Regions from separate parts of the Homo sapiens genome. Here region 2 is linked to region 1. The links are chromatin contacts, found by Hi-C in ENCODE. All regions are on one chromosome and are shown on one strand. The core of a region is the stretch at or near the end of the contact, and the rest is flanking DNA. Distances in the headings are between cores, read along the strand shown. Region 1 holds the start of ZBBX (zinc finger B-box domain containing). Region 2 holds the start of GOLIM4 (golgi integral membrane protein 4).

Region 1 (7,378 bases), core at 766-3,265:
TGCCCATTTTTTATGCTCTATAGGCAGGTTCTCTTGAGAACAACTGAGAAACTTTGCCTTTAGATATCAAGGGACAAGATACCATTTTAAAATACTTTTGATTAAAAATAATAAACAATATTAAAAGGCACTGAATTTAAGGTCAGAAAACCTAGGTAGACTAAATTCACTGGATTTAAAGTCATAAGATCTTTGTGTGATAGAAATCTCTGAGCTTCAGCTTATCCATGTAGAAAATGGTAAGGATCCTCTCCCCCTCTAATTTGCAGGATATTAAACAAAAGGTGTCTGATTTGTGACTTGACTTGTCAAGCTGTGGGCTTCTATAAGACCTCCAGAGAGCTCACGGTTCAGGGAAAGGGGCAGCCTTAGAAACTACCTAGAGAAGGCACAGCCTTAGAAACTACCTAGAGAAGAAAATGGAGCATCAAGATTGTGCTTTACCCTTAGCATCTCTGCTTTCATCTTTTTTACATAATGAGCTTTAGTGTTTACCTCTCTGCTCACCAAGTTTTATTCTACTCAATGCTCAATTCGAAGGCTGCCTGTATCATGAAGATTCCCTCCATCGAAACCGAGCTTCTCCTTGTATAGAAAGACCATGTTTATTAAACTCATTTGCTATTGTATGTTACCTTGTGTTATTTTTTGCATCTTTGTTTATATAGATTTTGTTTCCCTAAGTAGCCCAAATATTTGAGAGTGGTCCTACCATTGACCTTTGAAACCCCAGCAATCAATACAGTCCCTATACATAATGTAGTGCCAATAATAATGTGCTAAGTATGTAATTTTTTTTCTACTGCTTTTAGTTTTTTGCACAACCTACCCTACGGAAAAAATTAAACACGCCCTCTTTCCCACTTCAACTAAACTTTTTGTTTTCTTTTTTCCATGTTTCCTAACGATCTTGATGAGCAATCAACAAATATACATTGAACACTCTCTCCCTGCCAGGTGTCAGGTTAAGCACTGAGGATCAAGGTCAACCAGACAGGTATAATACCAGTCTTCACTGAACTTACACTCTGGTGAAGGAAGTAGGTAAAAATTAAAAAGCGAATAAAATAATTGCAAGAATTATTAAGTGTCTTGAAAGACATAAAGGAACTACTTTCAAACAATTCATTTGTAATACAATTGGTAAAATTATGACAGGTCAGGGCAGCCCTCTGTGTAGACTATAAGATAAGCTAAATTGGAGAAAGGCAGAGGGAGTCATTACATTTGCATAAGCATACAGTTTGTATAATTTTAATCCTGTGTAGTTTCAACTTTACTATATTTTTTAATGAGCCTTGTTAACTTTAGATTTTAAGTCAAGCTATAAAATATATATAACTGAACCTTACATACCTGAGTCCCTCTACTGCTGATTTTGGGAAGAAAAAATAAACTTCCACATCTTCAGATTTCTCAGGAATCGGGCACCCCGCACCATAGCCCTTACTTGTGAGGAGTAGACTTCAAGAAGTAAGTGGGTGCATGTGAACGCGCAGGCAGACTAAAGGCTACAAAAGGGGATGAAATATGGTTTCTCAGGGTGCCAAATTTTTCATAAGGTGCAAATGACTTCAAAGGATAAAAGGGGCTAGTATTTGAAAGGGTCGGGCTGCAGAAGGGGTACAACTGATGAAGTCCCCAATTTCACTGTCTGGGGTTCACTCTTGATTCATTTATCCATTAGCATTTTGGGCTGGGAAGTCTTTGGTGTATACCAAAGGCTTTCAACTCCTGAGGCCAGGGCCCCGTCCTGCTGCCTGCAGGCCTGGCACTATGTCAGCCTATGGCAGGGGCTCAGCAAACACTTGCTGGGCCGGTGCCTCCAGCTCCACCCGAGCTGAGTCTGCTTCCCAGCCGCGCTGCCCGCTCTGCTCCCCGCACCAACTAGCCCGGGCTTGCTGCCCGCTAGGCGGACTCAGAGACCATCCTCCCCTCTCATCCACCCGCAGACAGACAACCCACCTGGAGACCCCAGCCTCTCGCGTCACCACCGCCGGATGGCCGCGGATAGCTGCCGGGAGTTTCCGTCTTGGTCTCCTTGGTTACCGCGTTACCTCGGTACCCATAGCAACCAGAAAGCTGGGTTCTGCCACTGTCCGCCGGCAGAGGGCGAAAAGGAGCCTGCGAAATGAGAGAGAATGGTGATCACAGGAAGGAAAAGGGCGGAAAAACTCAACAGGCTCTGGAAGCTTTCCGCCAGAGAGGATCTTGGAGATTATGTATGTGCTAAACCTGAGCATGTGTCATATTCCAAGCACAAGTGAGAGACTTATATGTCATATTTGATTCTTCCTCATAGCAAGCCAGCTTAAATCTAAAAAAATTAAGGCACAAAAAATTTGACTATCTTAATCCAAAATTACAAAGCTAGCAAATGGCAGACCTACAAATTAATTCAAGGAGTTTAGTCTCAGAACTCCCACATTTATGCTATGTTTAAATGATTTATCAATGGCTACCATAGGCAAAGTCAATAGAGATTCCAGGTCTCTTCAAAAGTCCAGAACTCTCTTTTCTTTGTACCGAATACATGACCCGTGGAGTCTAATGGGTATAAAACAAAAAGCAAAAGCAAATATATGCACACACACACACACACACACACACACACACACACACACAGTTAACCCACAATTCTCAACTCAACTCTTCCGAACAAAGCTGCACCTGTAGTGAATTTATCTTTGGCTTCCTAAATATGCTGTTTTTTATCTCCCTTTTTAAATACTGCAAGTAGGATGTGTGGTTGGTACTGCACTGTATAGGCTTCTATGCTTAACCACATTGCATCTGTCTCGGTACCAGACTAACAATCCTAACTATTACAGTTAATGTACTAATCTTTACACCATTACTTTTGACATTACTATGCCTGCCAATACCCATTTAAAAAAAAATAATGATTTCACTTGGCATATTCAATTATATAAGATTACAACCACTATGGATAAGAGAAGACAATGGTAGTCTTCTGGTTATAAGTCTGGATTTTGGAGTCAGGCAGATTCAAGATTGAGTGCCAGTACTGCCACAACTTACCTGCTGTGTGACCATGAGCAAGTAACAATGCTCAGTCTAACTGCTTAAATGAGATAACAGTACAGTTAGTCCATACGTAATGTAGTATGGAAGAGTAAATGAAACAATAAATATTAAGTATTTAGCTCTAAGCCAGGCCCATATTGAGTGCTTAATAAACAGTAAGAAACAGTGGTGCTGGTGTGGCTATGATGGTTGCTATTAACGTGTTCATGGTATAACTTTACCACGTCCTTCCTTTAACTTTAATACAAGAACTAGTTTCAGGTGGATGTGCGATACTACTGGTTTTCTTGCACAGACTATTTCCCATACAGGCGCGCTCTTCAAATTACCAAAGATATTTTCAGCTTTCGTCCATTTACTGATCTATTCATTTATTTATTTATTCCACAAATATTTATTGAAAGTCCATTTCCTAGATCCCAAAAATACTGGAGTGAAGAAATCGTCAAAGCCCCTCCTATTTTCAAATATATTTTAACAGGAGCAGAAAGGCAATAAACAAGTATAAATGCATGTCAGCTGCTATGAAGAAAACTAAAGCCAAATAAAGAAATAGAAACTAATTGAGTTCTGTTTTAGGGTAGATGGCCAGGGAAGTATCTGAATGCAAGGAAAGAGAAAGACATGGGCCACTAGAGGAAGAAACAGTCCAGAGAGAACAGTAAACACATGTCAATTATGTCCCAGTAAAGATTATTTTGCAAATAACTTCTCCTCACTTCTACAAAGGACTTTTACTCCAAAAAATGATTCTTACAATGCATTTACTTACACAATAGTAAAATTAAACTCATAAAAATAATGTATAAAGTATTCTTGCACTTTTTGAAAGCATTAAAAGAACATTATCTTATATTTAGAAAAATAGCTTATGCACAGTTATGAAAAGGCAAAGCAGAGACAAAAACTAAGCCTATGCTAAGTCACATAGTAAAATAAAAAGTATGAAGTGCTTGTCTTTCAGAATGATGATTAGTGACAAAATGAAATGAAACATGTCAAAACAATTACAGCTCTAGAGAGATGATATTCTCTCCACTGAAGTAAAATGCGTTTAACTGGCACACCAGCAATGCCGCACACAGTTTACCACAACTATATCAAGAGCACAGTATTCCTGAGGGTTTTTCCAAACTCATGCTTCTTTGTGCCACAGTGGAGACAAGGTTTGAATACAAGTTTTCTGAACTGGAGATATTCAATTTAAAGAGATAAAAATTACCGGCAATGCAGAAATTAAGAGCACAGATTTACATGACTCATTTTACTAAGCTTGAAATAAGGGTCAGGGACTGTAAACAAGCATTATCCAAAACTTAGAAATAAGGTAAAGCCAAAAACAGCATGTCTTTTCAATGCCATACTAGAATACTGTTTAAGATAATCTGAGCATTACATGATTTTCTAAAAAAAAGTGTTGCTTTTCTTATCATTAACTATTGATAAAGTCTCTGTGTAATGTTGTATGTTTATTTGAAGATTTTTTCACCTGCATTTTTCATATCATTTGTATCTGGATATGTAAATAATGTCTTTCCTTTAAATAAAATAATTTCAAAGCTAATGGTTTTATTGCACTATACAACTTTAACCAGTTTTGTATCTAACCTAGAAATCTCATACTAATATTTTATCTCAATTCCTATATACAGTCAGCTACCAAATTTTCTTTGAACCAGCTTTACCATTCTAATAATTCCGTCCTTAATGAATTAAACTGTATCACATGTATATTCTCTACTTAAAGAATATCTTGTTTTTAAGTATTGCAATTATATTTTGATAATACCAAACCTTTGGAAGAAAATGGGACAAATATCATATCTGCAGCTTTCCAGAAGTATTCTCTCAATTTCCATTTGCTCTTTGGCCCTTCAGATTCTTTTATAGGCAAAAGTTTGTGGGCATTTCAAGGTAGCAAAACCAAATTCCTACCATCTCCTTTTTTACAAGCCCTGAAATGTGGTTTTACTTTTACATGAAGCATCTACTTTCTTTATGCCTTGGTAAATGCTAAATATAACATCCTATTACATATGTATGGGGTTTTTCAACTTGTCAAGAAAACTGAGCTTTAGAGACAACATAAAATTACAAAAAATCCTTAGCAAAAACCAAATTAGTATGATATAAATATATTTAAATGCATCCGAATGGCTAAACTTGAGGAAGAATAAAAAGAAACTTAGAGTTAAGAGGTGACATTGGCCTTTTATAATTTTTCTCGGCTTTGTAATTTCTGCCTATCATCCATGACACAGAATTTCTAAGCAAATAAATTTTCATAACACAAGGCAATTATTACTGATGCTTCACAAATGGAGGAGAATCATCAGGGCCTATGATAAATTTTCGATTCCTGCAATGTGCAGTGTCTTCCAAATTGAAAAATAAATGTATAGCCTTGTTGAATGAGCATAGTTAAATTTAATCAACATTTATTCAACACCTGTTCTATTCCAGGCACGGCCCTAAGATAGGTACAAAGGTGAACAAAGACACCGTCTCTGTCCTTGAGTAATTCAAGTGAGAGTTTGCAACTAATTAATATGTAATGTATTAAGTACTACGTTCAAAAAGAATGGGAGCATTACATGTTTGTGGCATGGGCAGAATTTCTAGTTGGTTCAAACATAGTATATGTGGCAAAAAGATAAGAATGAAAAGTTGTGCTAGGAGCACATTAAAAAGCACTTTGAATGTTACCCTATTCACAATGGAAACTGTGAAATTTTCTTTTCTTCTCTCCTCTTAATACCCTCAAATAATTTTTAAAGCAGATCTTTAAGCATCTCAGTATGTGTATAGCCGCATCTTTCAAGGGTAATTCTGGTGGCAATGTAAAAATAGAGCAAGTGGAAAAGAGGAGGACAAGAGACACTTTTAAAATATGGTTATATTAGTCCAAGATAGAAATAATAAGTCTTGAATAAATCAAGGCAGAGGGCAGAGGCCAAGTGAAACAGTTTCAAAGGATTTTGTAAACTCTCAATAGGGCTTGGAAAGTACAGATACATGGTTAGCTAGGAATATGGAACAGAGCTGCTTGTCTCTACATTTGATAGCTTGGTAAATAAGTAGATGGTACTGATAACCAGCCGTGGAAGAGCAAGAGAATAAATAAGCTCACAGAGAGTGGGGTCAAGAAGGCAGGGCAGACTGAGTTTTTACTTTTGCAATAGCAGTAGGGAGGAATACAAAAATATGACATAGCTCTAGTTACTTAGGAGACAACCATATATATTAGGTTACCATCAGCATGTAATCAGATAGTAACCAGAGCTGAAGGAAAAGTTTAAATTGTCCAAGGATTTCTCGGAGAAACTACAGAAGACATAGTATTGAGAGAGGCATTCATTCAGCATTCCTAAAATAGACCAATATAAAACCCATATGTGACCTTCTTTATCCAGCAGTGTTTTTACTGCAGGGTCTCTGCAAATGAGGTTGGCAACCTGAATGAATTTATTCCTGTAATCATCTATTCTTCTCAGTGTTCTCATGCATTTACTGCAGACAAGCATGCACTACATCAGCTGGTAAAAAAGAAGAACTAGCACTGGTCATTGAAGCTTGCATTGCCAATATCAACATTCCTAATACAAAACTTTTTAAATTGTTGGTGTATATATGGGTCCAGAGAAGGTGAAGACACAATTCACATGATGGAGTCTTTAGAAAGTCAGTTTCAAAAAACAGAACACTTTATTTGAACATAAATAACATTATTTTCACTATAACCTCAATTTAATACAATCATGTGTCTCTTAATGATGAGGATATGTTCTAAGAAATATGTGATTAGGTTATTTTGTCATTGTACAAACATCAAAGAGTGAACTGACACAAACCTAGATGTTATACACCTAGGCTATTTGGTATAGCCTATTGCTTCTAGACTATAAGCCCTTATAGCATGCTACTGTACTGAATACTATACACAACTCTAACACAATGGTCAGTATTTGTGTATCTAAGCATATGTAAACACAGAAAAAGGACTGCCAAAATGCAGTATAAAAGACAAAAAAAATGGAATACCTATATAGGGCACTTACCGTAATTAGAGTTGGCAGAACTGGAAGTTGCTTTGGATGAGTGAGTAGGTACTATAGACTTTATAAACACTATAAACTTAGGCTACCCTAAATTTTTTTTAAAAATTTCATTCTTTTAATATAAATTAGCCTTACCTTCCTGTAACTTTACTTTATAAACTTATAATTTTTTTAAACTTTTTGACCCTTTTGTAATGACAACTCAAAACAAACACATCGTACAGATGTACACAAAATTTTTTTTCCTTATATACTTATCTATAAGCCTTTTT
Region 2 (6,567 bases), core at 3,218-5,717, 720 kb after region 1:
CAGTCCAAGTTTAAATTGTCAAGGAAGGTCCTTTCTTCTGATTAAAGTACACTGGATGTTTGCATATTCCTTGATGTTCATTTAAGGTACAATAAAAGGAGGTGGTTAGCTACATAAACAAATTCTGCCAATTTCAAAATTTGAAATTACCCATGACAAACCTGGCAAGAGTAAAAGGGATAAAGCAGCTTACCTCAAAGAGGGATTCTGATAACAGCTAACTTTTAACGAGCAGTACCTACTATATGCCAAGTATGTGCTAAGAGCTCTACAGTCTATCATCTTCATTAATCCTCACAATACCTCTATAAAATAGGTTATTCTAATCTCCACTTTATAAATAAGAAAAACGTCAAGGTTCACACAAAAGGTTGTAGAACTAGAACTGAATTACAGTCTAGAAACCAGTCTGCTTTTAATCACATACTCAGATAAAAAATTCAAGTGTCTCTGGGGCCAAACAAGTAAAGTAAATGCACGGAAAGGCTCAGTTTTAAGATTTTTTATAGAGGTGTGGCTCTCAACCTTGGCTGCACACAGGAATCACCAGGGGAGCTTTAAAGACTTTTGAAGCCTGGGTTCCACCCCCCATAGACTGTTATTTAATTGGTCTGGGAGCCACCAGGTGATACTAATGGGCAGTCTAGACTGAGAAACACTGCCTATAGATACAGACAATGGAGCATGGCTCACTTGAAAGCAGTTTAAAAACTTTAAAGGTTATATAAACACTGTGCTGGCCAAAGATTGTTATTACCTTTGCCACCAGTATGTGACCTCTGTCCCACTCCTCAGTATAATTAAGGTGCCAGTATGGGAGATAAATAGATGACTGATTGCTAAGAGGGATAGATAAACAGGCAGACATAGATATTTTTATAGTGGAAGGGGTTTGCCTAGTCTCTGACCTTTCTGCATGCCATCCCCACCATCTTCTAGTTATGGGGCTCTTCTACAATAAAACTTGTTAACTTGGGGTTACAAGTAACCCACTTTCAAAGGAATCTATGGAGTATAATCTATTCTTAAACTGAAGGTGACCTAAATACGCTCACTTAACGAACGCACATCATCAGATTATAGGTCTAAACTACTGAAATTTTTTCAAGAGTCATTTTTAAAAAGACCACTCTTTTTAAAGTCATTAATTCTGATCTTAATCCAAGCCAGGTCAAGCAATCCCACCTAACTAAACAAGTATTAAGACTGGAGAGCCTGATGTCCTAAAAGCCCATCTATGCAGGTGGTACACAGTGCTGTTGAGTAAAATGTCATTTGTCTTGGAAAAGGGAAGCAAAAGTTGCATACCACCAGAAAATGTACATTAAATGGCTTACACATGGGAAATCCAAAATAAATGCTACTGAAGTCAAAAGTGAATCCACAAAAAACAAAAACAAACAAAAAAATACTTTAGCCTGCTTGTGAAATAATTATTCATGCACAATTATACTGCAAGTTTTGTAGCACCATAATTAGAGAGGAAATGACAAAAGAATAAATTAAGAAAGGGACTTTGAAGCCACTTATTCAAATTAGGTAGAACATTTCCATCTGCTGCAAAACAAAAGTTGTATATTTTAATGATCCTGTATTACCATTTACCACCTCTCTTCCCCACTACCACCACCACCACTAAAAAAAGAAAAGGCAAATTAGAAAAGAAATTTCTAAAATTTCAAAATGAAATACTGCAAATAAAGGCCATTATTCAGAAATTAGGGCCTCAGTCAACAATATCCATCGTCCATCATAGGCCGTTGAGGCAAAGGAGCTACTTGAACAAAATATTTTCTTGTTTTATTTGGCTTTCAAAAAGCAAAGACACAGAAGCAAAGTCTCAGAAAGACAAAAGTGCCTGGGATGAACTTACTCGCCACAGTTCAGAATAATTTTTGTTTGTTGTTTGAATAAACATGCATTGATTCCCCTAATGAGTGTCAGGCACAGTGTGGTGCTGAGGAGGTAATGGTGAAAATGACAGCCTTTGCCCTCATGGGACTCCTAAGAGACCAAGGCACACACAACCTCATATAATCCACCATACATGCCCCTTCCAGCCATGTTTATGAAAATCTAGTCCTGTTATACTATTAGACGGTAAATTTTTCCCTTGGTCTGACTCCATGGAACTTCACAGGGAAGCAACTGATACCTTGTAAATAAATAAGTAAACAAATATCCATATTCTCATACCAACAATAACTCATGGGTAAATTTCAATGAGTTTAAAGAAAATTTTGTGAACCTAAGAGCGTATCAAAACGGGTTTTACTTTTGAACCAAGCCGAGCCATATATTTTCATTGCCTGTGGCTATGCAGCGTCAGTAAGCTAAAAATACTTTTCTTTCTTCTAAGTTGGGAAGAGCAAGTTAAGTCCAAACAATCGGATGTGTATCATTTTCTCTCATCTTAAATTTTTTACTAGAAAACACTCAAAATAACTGAAGCAAAGAAGAGGCATCTGTTTCATATCTGCACACACATACACAGAAACATCCCTCTAGCTTGCATCTATCTACCTAGCAATATTAAACAAGCTATATTTGCATCATCAGCAAAGTCTGCCAACATTTCACCACTTACAGCTATTTATTATTATTTTTTGGTTGGGGAGAAAGCTGCATAAGTATTGAAAACTAACCACAAGTAAAAGCTTGCAAAAAAAATATGTATAGGATACGTCCTTAACAAGAGGACATGGTGCTGACTTTGAATTTACGTTAAAAGTAAATTCAAATTCAAATTCTGAATTTACATTTAAAGTAAATTATGTTTGTGAAAATTACATTAAATTAGATTCTAAAATAGGATAGAAACTTTAAGTTCTTCTACAGGTCTTGCTCAAGTTGGGTTTGCTGTGCATGGCAAAGTGAAAACCTGTGTTTCTCCTCTTTGGCTTCCCGAAGCTAACTGTAACATACATGCATCTCTGTGATGAAGTAAAAGCTACTTAGGAAGACAAGTAAACCTGTTTTTAAAGAAATAAACTACTGCAGGATGGTGAATGGTATGTAGTGTGGACTTTTCCCACACATCCAGCATCTCTAAAGACATCCTATTAAATTAAAAGAATAAGAAATAAGAAACTAGCAGGTCCAGATCTAGGTTCCTTCCATTCGACTGGGCCATGACTTTAATTAAGCTGCTGGGTCATGGCTTAATTTTCCCTTGAAAAACAGCACAGTTTGAGAAATCTCTGCCAAACTCTTCATTTTTTAAGCAACTGACAAAGTCAACAAGAAAGCAAATACCTAGAATCCACGGAACAATGCTCCTCAGAGCAGGGCTGGCAGAAGCGGCGGAGGGCTACCAGTTTCCCTGCCCCGATTGCAGCTGGGCCTTTGACAAGAGCTCGGGTAAAGGACTATCTGTGCACCCGCCCACCAAACGCCCAGCGGGACGATGGGCTGGTGCTACGAAGTTCTAAACCTAACCGCTGGGAGGAAGAAGCGGGAGGATGAGAATGTCATCTCCCCTGACACTCTGGTGCCGGCAGTCCTGAAACGCTCACCTCTGACGTCCCTGAAGGTCAGAGGTGGCAACCACAGTGCCAATAGCTCACCAAAGCCACTTTTCCTGCCCGGGTGGAGGCGCGGGGCAAAGTTGGCCACCGGCTGCGCGCGTCCCGTTAGCCGTACCTTGTAACTGGGCGGAGAGGGACTCCTGGTGCTGCTGGTACTTGAGCGCCACCGCCTCGGCTTTCCGCAGCTGCGTCTGCAGCTCGTAGTAGAGCATCGCGCCGTAGAGAAAGCCGAACACGACGGTCAGCAGCAGCAGCGTCTGGAAAATCCGCTTCTGCTTTCGGGAGCACATCCCGTTTCCCATAGTCCCGCCTGGACCCAAAGCCGCGGCCGCCCCCGCCGTCTCCTCCCCTTGGTCCGAGCGAGCGTCTCAGCAGCGGCCGCCGCAGTAGGTGGCCAGACGCAGCATGAGGAGGAGATGCCAGACACAAAAGCCGGCCCGGAGGGGAAGTGGCGCCCGCTCAGCCCCCGCGCGGCGCGGGGCGCGCAGCCATCGACGCCGCCCGGGCAGCTGCAGCCAAACTTCTGCGAGGCTCGTTCTCCGCGAATGCCCGGGGCCGGGAGGAGGCCCTCCGCATACTTCAGAGCCGGCTGCCCTCGCGCCTGTCCCCAGATGCCTCCTGCCTTTTTTCCTTCTTCCCACTTTTTGGCCCCGCTGCCCCCGGGCAGTTCTTGGAGTCCCGCCCTGGCCACTCCCCGCCCTATCGCGGCGGCTCCCACTGCACGACTTTGTTGCCACCTAAGGGAGGGGGTGCGCGCCCAACAAAGGGACCAGGACTCCGGGCCGCGCCCCCGTGCGGCCTGCCCAATGGGTGGAAGGGTGGGGGCCAGCTGTCTCGGCTGGTTTTGGGGACGGCACAGCGGTGTCACTGACGGGTCGGCTGGTGCCTCTGCCGCCCCGCCACCTCCTGCCCAACTTACGTGTCACCCACGGCCCGGCTATTCTGGCCAACGGGATTCCGGGAGGAAGTCCCACTCGGCCTCCTTGCTCATTGGGCCCGTCCGAGCAGACGCTCCCTCCCTTCGGGGAGGCAGTGCCGGGCTCGATTGGATGCCGGCTTTGTCCGTCCGACCCCAGGGCCGCACCTTCCCTCCCAGTGCCGGGGCCGGCTAGGGGCTCTGTGGGCAGCGCGGCCGCCTGGCGCCGGGGTGCGCCCACGTGGAGTCGGAGAGGGTGGGAAGAGGCAGGCGGAAGGGCGAAGGGCGGGGAGCTTTGGGTGGGCGGGGGACTTGTCCGGGCCTGAGTCTGGGTGAGGTTCGGTGAACACGTGTGTGTGTGTGTGTGTGTGTGTGTGTGTGTTCCAGTTCTCGTTCGGAACGCACGTGGAGAGCGGAGTAAAATGTGTGTATGAACGAAAGAATGGATGGCAGTAACTGTGTGCACTCTGCTGAGTACACTTTCTTTCCCTGTCCAATAAACTGATGCGGCAGACACATGGGATAGCTACATAGCACAATCCCGGTAGTCAAACCAGAGATGCCATGTCGACTGCCTTACCCCATCCAGTGTACTAGCCTAGATGTGTGTGTGCCCACAGATGGCCCGGCAGGAGTCGGGAGACTGGAAGCACGCTAGACTTAATGTTCAATTGTCCACGTGGGCTGGGGAAATCGGCTTGCCATTGGCAGAGAGGAAAGAAATGGTCTCACATTTCTCCTCTAGCTGCAAATAGAATAATTTAAAAACAAATCGTACAGACTGAAATGAGTATCCATTCATTTTGTCATATGTATTTGTTTTATTGGTGGCAAAACACATCAGTTACATTTCTAAATTACATTTTAAAGGGCAACAAAGGTTCCCTATGTAAAAACTAGTACAGCACAGGAAAGGTAGTAACCACAAACCTCTTCGAAGAAATGTATACTGCATTTATTTTTTCTGTGTACTTGAGGGGAATAATTAAGGTTATGCACAAATGATAATTTTTGTTTCTGCTGTTGACCTGAATTCTAAGAAAAGTAAATTTTATCTGTCTGTATAGTGTGGTGTAATTTATGATACACTGCATAATTTTTATATTCTAACTGGACTTTAGTCGTTACCATTGCTAATGGGCCTGAGTGCTCAAAATGGGGGTAAATCTCTTTAGCTAAATGCAACAGAAAGACAGTTCCTGGTGCAAAAGTTTTTTTAGGTGGACTCTGAAATTATAGGTTGCTAAAGCCCTAAAATAAACTGAATTTATAACGATGCTACCCTGTGGCATTTATACCACTGTAAAAATAAAGTGTGTCTTGCATGTGCTTTTCCTTAATAAATAATAACTTGCGTTAAATTATTCAAAATGCTTTCGTGTGCAGATACACTGTCTCACTGATCACAGCCAGGGTGTTAGACTTTCATGTTGGTAAAGAAGCCAAAGTTTATCAAAGTGACTATGACAGCTCTAGGACCTTTTAGGTCTTGCATAAAGTTAGTTACTCAGCAAGATTAGAATCCAGATCCAAACCCTGCTCTATGTCTTTTTCTTCAATAGAAACAATGTTCTCATTCTATTAAACAAGTTACAGTAAGAAATTATATCTCCATTAACATGAGAATCTGATTGTAAAAGAAAACAGTCTAAAGGAGTTTGGGAGTTTTGTTGTGTAAATACTACATAATCTTCCTTATTATTAAATCTACCACTTTAAATTCCTCTTTTTTAGTTTGACTCTCAGAAATTAACATTGGATAATTACTGGAATCTCTTTAAAATTCCTCATAACTAAACATTCCTTACTGTTGTCAGAGTACTTTGTTAAACAAACTCTTCCTCCAAAAACACTATCCAAATTTAGGCTGGGCATGGTGGCTCACTCCTGTAATCCCAGCACTTCTGGGAGGTTAATGCGAACAGATCGCTTAAGTTTGGGAGTATGAGACCAGCCTGGGCAACATAGCAAAACCCCTCCTCTACAAAAAAAAAAATATATAAAAATTTAGCTGGGCATGGTGGCGTGCACCTATAGTCCCAGCTACTCGGGAAACTGAGTTGGGAGGATCCCTTGAGCCTGGTAGGTAGAGGTTGCAGTGAGCCAAGATCACACCACTGCACT

Evidence for each region. A loop is a pair of places that touch in the nucleus more often than their neighbours do. Pooled maps may share reads with other maps.
Region 2: a loop to region 1 is called in a pooled map, with 4 times the contacts of the local background. The contact joins the promoter of GOLIM4 here to the promoter of ZBBX in region 1. A Hi-C loop is called at or near these places in 5 of 50 pooled maps.

Annotation. Positions count from the first base shown.
Region 1 is chr3:167,378,282-167,385,659 of GRCh38, forward strand. ZBBX (zinc finger B-box domain containing) reads right to left here and starts at 2,016. Exons shown (of 22, transcript NM_001199201.2): 1 at 1,966-2,016; 2 at 1,357-1,511.
Region 2 is chr3:168,091,457-168,098,023 of GRCh38, forward strand. It overlaps GOLIM4 (golgi integral membrane protein 4), which reads right to left and starts at 4,468. Exons shown (of 16, transcript NM_014498.5): 1 at 3,643-4,468. The coding sequence starts at 3,829. RefSeq lists silencers at 4,244-4,293, 4,584-4,823 and enhancers at 4,495-4,996, 5,194-5,243.